Linked DNA regions of Homo sapiens: region 1 is linked to region 2. The links are chromatin contacts, found by Hi-C or POLR2A ChIA-PET in ENCODE. All regions are on one chromosome and are shown on one strand. Each heading gives the region's core, a stretch centred on a gene start or an enhancer-like site at or near the end of the contact. The rest is flanking DNA. Distances are from core to core; before and after follow the strand shown. Region 1 holds the start of SLC25A34 (solute carrier family 25 member 34). Region 2 holds the start of PRDM2 (PR/SET domain 2).

The links. A loop is a pair of places that touch in the nucleus more often than their neighbours do. ChIA-PET counts read pairs that join two places held with the same protein, here RNA polymerase II (POLR2A).
Region 1: a loop to region 2 is called in a map of heart right ventricle, with 35 times the contacts of the local background. The contact joins the promoter of SLC25A34 here to the promoter of PRDM2 in region 2. A Hi-C loop is called at or near these places in 1 of 168 maps with a recorded cell type or tissue (heart right ventricle). POLR2A ChIA-PET finds 5 or more read pairs at or near these places in 1 of 52 experiments (GM10248).

What each region holds. Positions count from the first base shown.
Region 1 is chr1:15,734,247-15,737,507 of GRCh38, reverse strand. SLC25A34 (solute carrier family 25 member 34) reads right to left here and starts at 1,250. Exons shown (of 5, transcript NM_207348.3): 1 at 645-1,250. The coding sequence starts at 1,022. It overlaps PLEKHM2 (pleckstrin homology and RUN domain containing M2), which reads right to left. Exons shown (of 20, transcript NM_015164.4): 20 at 2,739-3,261. RefSeq lists enhancers at 1,384-2,150, 2,151-2,916.
Region 2 is chr1:13,698,869-13,702,480 of GRCh38, reverse strand. It overlaps PRDM2 (PR/SET domain 2), which reads right to left and starts at 2,293. Exons shown (of 10, transcript NM_001393986.1): 1 at 2,181-2,293. RefSeq lists a silencer at 1,771-2,540.

The DNA.
Region 1 (3,261 bases), core at 1-2,500, 2.0 Mb before region 2:
AGCTCTGCCAACTGGGCTCAAGTGATTCTCCTGCCTCAGCCTCCCCGGTAGCTGGGATTACAGGCATGCATCACCACGCCCAGCTAATTTTTGTACTTTTTAGCAGAGACAGGGTTTCACCATGTTGACCATGCTGGTCTCAAACTCCTGACCTCAGGTGATCTGCCCGCCTCGGCCTCCCAAAGTGCTGGGATTACAGGCGTGAGCCACTGCACCCAGCCAAGGGTAGCTTTCTTCAAAACATTTTTTAATTTTTTATTTGTTTTGGGTGGCCCTGAGGCCCCCCTGCAGAGTGCACACGAGGCGGAGGCCCTCAAGGGTAGCTTTTATTCTTATCGTACATGAGGCCATGCGGGAAGAGAAGTAACCAAGCCAGGATTTGAGCCAGCACATCTGACACCCTCTGCCCCCTCCCCTGGCTCAGGACCAGTGGGGCAGGGACCGCAGGGGAGCATGGATCAGAGCAAGGCCCTGGGCCAAGGGGCAGATTCCAGGCTTGGGCTAGGATGTTCCAGGGAGCAGCCCCACCCCGGCTGCCCCACCCCACCCAGGTCCACTGAGCCCTGCCTTTGGAGGCTGCAGGGCCCCTGTGGGAGCTGGGTCATGGGATGGTGGAGGGTGGACGATGGAGACAAGCCACTCACCAGGTAAGCAGGGCTCCCCACGAAGGCTCCCAGTGCCCCCGCCACGGCTCCCGCAACCACGGTGCCACCTGGTTGCTGCGTGAGGCCAGCCTGGCACGCCAGGCTGTAGCAGTAGAAACGAACGCCATTCATGAGGCCTTGGTACAGAAGGCCGGCAGCCAGCCCCTTCTGCAGGCCCCACAGCCCGTCTGCTCGGGCCACAGCAGCGACAGAGGCTATGAAGCCATGGTAGGGCCGTGGGTAGGTGCCCCGGGCCTGCAGCTCCCCCTGCAGCTGCAGCCGCGTCTTCACCACCTCCAGGGGGTTGGTGAAGACACAGGCCAGGCAGCAGGCAGAAGCACCCAGCACCAGGTCCACTGCTGGGGGCACCGTCTCCATGGCCTCCGGGCCAGTGGCCTTCTGTGCCCGGGTCAGGGGCACGGCACAGGCCCTGTGGTGGTGGCGTTTAGGCTGTCTGTAACCTCGCAGGGCTACGGGGCTGGGGTTTGCAGGGGACCGAGGCCATGTCTAGAGGGTAAGGGTCCTGGTCTGACAGGCCTGTGGCTGCCTGGTGTCCCTGGTCTATCTCAGCAGTCCACCTGCTCTGCTCAGCTGTTCCAGCGGTCTGCCGGAGCCTGGGACGCGCCTCCGCCAGCTGCGACCAATCCCAGCTGCCTCTGTGCCCACACCTGCCAGCCGAGGGCGGGCCTGGACCCTGGGATCTGGGGGAAAGGTCACTTGGGACTGGAGGGAGAGCGTGGATAGGGAGAAGGTGCCAACCAGCCCAGGCACCTCCTCCTGGCCTCCCTCTGGCCCTGGGCAAAGGGCTGGCACCCCTGCCTTGCCTCTGGCTTAGCCTGTCCAGCTTTGGCAGAGCCCTAGGCAGGGGGCAAGTGACTGGGAGGTCCCTGGCATGGGGTACACGGCCAACTCCGCCCCTGCCCCACCCTGCCCCTGATATGCCCCTGGTGACTGACTTCCCCTTTCCAGGACTCAAGTCTTCAGTCTGGCTCCCACCGTCTATAGGCCCATGCTCAGCAGGGTCAGAAGTAGAGAAGGGCTCTGGAGCCCTGGGGAGCTGATTGGAATCCCAGGTGTGGCTCTCATGTGTGACCCCTGGGCAAGTCACTTCCTCTCAGAGCTTCAGTTTCTCTCATTTGTAAAATGGAGATACTGACATCCACTCCAGAAGGTTCTGTGGAGGACTGGCGATGAGAAGAGTGTGCCTAGGTCAGTGCTGCACCCGATAAAGGCACCCGCATCGCCTGCTCGCCCCCACCCCCACTGCCTCTGGCTCCTATGCCCCCCTCGCTGCTCCCAGGACTTCAGGGCACCTGGGTGAGTAGGACTTGAGGAGTGACCTTGGCTGGTAAGGACTTGCTGCCAGGCCTGCCCTGGGATGCCCTTTGTGCCCGCTGAGAAGAGAACGCCACCTGGGCCAGCTGTCAGGTGTGTCTGCTCAGGCTGGGGCCGGTACCAACATGCCCACCTTGGCCTCTGCCCCCAGACAGCTCTCTCCTGCCAGGCCACCCTCAGTCACCCAAGGCCCAGTCCAAACTAGAGGCAGAACCACCCAAGTTGGAGTCCCACACCCACCTCCCAGGGCCCACCCCTTCCCTCCCAGGCCCTTGAGGCAGCAATGCTGAGTGGCTTGAGGGCCTCAGGCTCCCGGCCTGGCAGGGTTGTCACCCTCTGGCCAGCCCTGGAGGGGACGGCGCAGCAAGAGGCAGCGAGGACAGCTTGGATTCTCCTGGGTTTGGGCACTCACCCCCGGGGCTGTGGAGGCAGGAGCGTCCTGCCCCGGGGTGGGCTGCAGATGGTGGGCGGCGGTGCAGACGTGCCCTGGGGCTTGAGCTGGTGGCTGCTCCTCCCCTGGCTGCTGCAGCAAACAGGAACAGGACGGAGGGCAAAGGTCGGGCCGAGAAACTCCCAGGGCCTGAGGGTCTGCAGACGGTGAGTCCGCCCGGCAGCGGTGGCTGATCTGGTTCTGCATGTCCCGTGTGTCCCTTGTGTCAGGCACAGGGCAGATGATGGAGGAAGGTTTGCAGAAAAGGGCCCAAGGGATTTGGAGAGCTCCCTTCCCCTACCCTGCTCAAAAAGGGCCAGTGACAAGCCTTGGCAATATAACATGTCTATTTTATTTTAAAAAACAAAACCCAAACCACCTGACCCCTTCCCCAGGAGGCTCTTGACGAAACTCTAGGGAAGGGCCTGGCTCCAGCCAAGCAGGGGACAGTCAGAAGATGTCAACATGGATGCCAGGCTGGTGGGCTCCGCCCTTCTCCAAGCCCCCCATCCACCCCCTTTGCTCCTCGGTGCTACAGGCACTGCCGGGTTGAGGGGACAGGCAGGGCAGGACTGTGGGCATGCAGAGCCTCCTGGCAGCCAGGGAGGGCTGCCCGCCCCCCTGCATCTGGCGAGGCAGGCAGCTGTGTGCGCAGTGATGGAGCTAGGAGGAGGAAACATGCGCAGACACCCCGTGTTCCCGCTTCCCCACGTGGCCAGGAGAGTGTTCAAACACGAACAAGGATGGCTGGGCACTCAGGGCCCCAGCCCCCAACCCAGGAGAGGAAGAGGGGGGTCCCGCCCTCCTGGTTCTTTTGTTCGTCCTTAGATGGATGGTGTTCTCGGTGCCACT
Region 2 (3,612 bases), core at 1,044-3,543:
AAAGCAGAATTTATATTTTTCACTGTAATCTCAAAAGATTACAGAACTTTAAAACCCACGATTTTAAAAAAACTTTCAAACAAATCTTAATGAAAAGAAAACTCAGGCTTGAGAAACCTTACAGATCAATATGGACTTGATTGATAACTTACGGCCCATCCACATATTAAATAGCCATTAAACATAATATTGACTAGTTAGTGGCATGGATACATGCTCACCGTATCATAAGGCAAGACAGGTTGCAAACAATATACACACTATATTATCAATCCTGTATAAAATGTAAATAAATATATATATATGTGAATGAACTGTAAAATAAGGAAAGAAATACGCATATCCACACCAAGAGAGACAGGAAGATCTGCCAAACGTTAACAATGGTTATCTGAAGAGGGGAAGGTTATGCCCAATTTCTGTTTCTTCTTTGTGCTTTTCTCTACTTTCCAATTTTCTACAGTGAGAATCTTTTGTTATGTTTTGTACTTACAAAATTAATACATTCTTACAGATTTAAACTGTACTGTTTCAGGCCCTGTCCACAAAATAAGGAAAAAACAAACCTGAACATACCAACCTTTCAATTAAAGAAACCACCTTCAGAATCAACAAAAGCAAACATTTACTGAGCAGTATTATCATGTTCTGGCACTTTTCTAAGCACTTAAAATGTATTAACTTATTTCAATCAAACCAAAACAGATGTGTTGAGTAAAAAGAGCCCTGGAATCACAGAAAATGTAAATGAGTTTTAGTTCCACTGTGAATTTTGATTTGTTTCCATAGCTCGAAATGAGGGGGTTTAATAAAAATGATCTTTAAAGGTCATCTCAAGGCTAAACTAAGATTCTACATGTAAAAATTTGGCCAATAAGTGTTAGTCCGGAAGCCTCAAGAGTGATGGGGCAGTTTGGACCATCTCAAAAACACAGAACCCTACTAAAAAAGAACGTATGACAGTGTGTCTCAGTTCCTCCTCCTTAATATATGTAAATTTCCTATCATGTTTTTTTTTAAAAGGCCTACATTTTTCTAATACTTGGACACAACTGATCAAACCGAGGCGAAGTGTGTACCATTGTAAAAGAAATCATTGAAGAGTTCCATTTGTTGTTAAAAGTTTCGGTCACTTTTAATAAACCTGGAGTAAACAAAAACTTAAACATTTTAGTCGAGTTCTGGGGTAAAAATGATTCTTCTAGTGTCTGGTTAAAGGGATCTAAGGACCTACTGGGATTCAGCAAAAGACGTTCCACGTCTCAAATACACCCAAAATCTCAATACAACACTAAAAGAAAAGTGAGGGGCCAGCACGAAATTTCTGTTAGGGGAAATTTCAGCTGCGTAGTTAAGGAAATCAGGACTTCCCGGTTAACTATGGGGTCTTTGCCGCAGCTCACAGCCCGACACAAAGCTACAAGCCCGGAGGGTCGGTGGCTCACGCGTGGATCGAAAGAACCACGAAGGTTTGGGGAATGACACTGACCTGTTAGGTTTACTTCATGTCTCACTTACCACCATCAAAAGAGGTTCATTGATAGCTTTATTAGCAAAATTAGTAACAGAGTTGCACGTCTGTAACACACACACACGCGCGCGTGCGCACACACACACATACACCCGTGGGTCTATGGGAACATTGAGGGAGACAATCTCCAGGTTAAAACCACACAAAAACTATTTGGGAAACACAAAGACGCAAGACACAAAACAAATTTGGAGTGCAAATGTGCAAGACACACTCAGTGGGAACACAAAAGAGAAAAGCACAGCGGCTTGACAATTGGGACGGCGCCCGGCCCCACGTGGGGCCCCAGGTGGCCCCACCGCCGCCCGCACCCGGCCAGTCTCTGCAGCCCGCACGCGTCCCCCGCGGGGCGCGCGGCTCTTCACGGCGACAAACCGAATCCCGAACTTCGCCGCAGGGACCCCACGGCCGACAAGGAGGAGCCCGGCGCCGCCACCCACCCGCGGGGCCACCGACCCGGAGGCCCGCGCCTCGTCCCGGGGCCCCCGGCACGCCCGGGACCTCTGAGGGGGCGCGTCCGCCGACCCGGCCATCCCTGCGGCGCCGGGTCCCCAGCGTGTCGCCGCCGCCGTCGCCGCCGCGCTCCTCGGGGGGAGGGACCAGCGTCCCGGCGCGAGCCCAGAGGCCGCCCACCCGCGCCACTCCTTACCCGCGCCCGCCGCGCCAGCGCCTCAGAGCACCGAGGGCCGCCGCCGCCGCCGCTGTTTCGCCGGCCCCGGCGCCCGCGGCCGCGCCGCCGCCATCTTGACTCCAGTCGGAAGTGACGTCGGGCGGCGAGGCAGTGGCCTGCGGGGCTGGGGGGCTCCGGGACCCCCGGTCTCCCCACGATCCCAGAGCCCGGCCCTTGACCCTGCGCCGTCGCCCAATGGCCACCACCCAGCCGCCCCTCGTAGGTCACCGCGGATCCCATGGCGGCGCCTCGGGAAGGAACCCCGGCGGCTGGCGTCGCGGCAAGTCCGACCGCACCCTAGGGCTAGGATCCTGCGTGGTTCAAAGATTCTCAAAGAATCAAAAAGACTGAAGGAGGTGTTGGGGGGGCATGTCTATCGTTGGAGGTCATTAAATATCTGACAAGTACATAAACGTAGACCTTATACTTCTACGTTTGGATCTATACCAAAAAGATCCAACTCCAGGCAGACAGACGCAGCTGCTGGGTTTATTTGCTGCCCTAGTACCCAGGAGCAGTGACCAACGCTGCCCTGTGCCCGCGATGTTCCAGTGCAGCGCCTCTGAGAGCGCGGTAGTAGTCCTGCCCTTAAGGAGCTTGCTGTTCCCAAGCGGGCAAACAAATGGACTGCAGAGACGACGACTCATAGATGTTCTGATGAAGATGAACTGGGTGGAACTGGAGATGGCTCTTCGACATCCAAGGGTGGAGGCCTAGCACGTGGTTGAAAATGAGTTGAGTCGGGGAGAAGCACAGGCTGGAGATGAGCTGGAAAGTTGGGAGTTGTCGTTATAGATGGTGCCTGGAGCCTTCAGCACTTCAAGATAAAGTAATCCTCTGAGAATGAAGTCAGGAAGAATCCGAATGTGATGGCTACGTTGGCCATCTGCAGAAAGCACCCAGTGGAAAAACAGGATACTAAGGGCAGGTGTGCTTCCAAAAATTATGAACGATCATTTATGTAACAGGTTTAATCTTAAGAAAACGTGTTGGCCGGGCGCAGTGGCTCACGCCTGTAATCCCAGCACTTTGGGAGGCCAAGGCAGGTGGATCACGAGGTCAGGAGATCGAGACCATCCTGGCTAACACGGTGAAACCCCGTCTCTACTAAAACTACAAAAATTTAGCCGGCCGACGTGGCGGGTGCCTGTAGTCCCAGCTACTCCGGAGGCTGAGGCAGGAGAATGGCGTGAACCCAGGAGACGGAGCTTGCAGTGAGCCAAGATCGCCCCACTGCTCGCCAGCCTGGGCGACAGAGACAGACTCCATCTCAAAAAAGAAAGAAAACGTGTTGTATCAACATATATCATGTTATCTTATTGTAAAAGAATGAGGCTAGGCCGGGCGCGGTGGCTCAGCCTGTAATCCCAGCACATTGGGAGGCCGAGGCGGGTGGATCACGAGGTCAGGA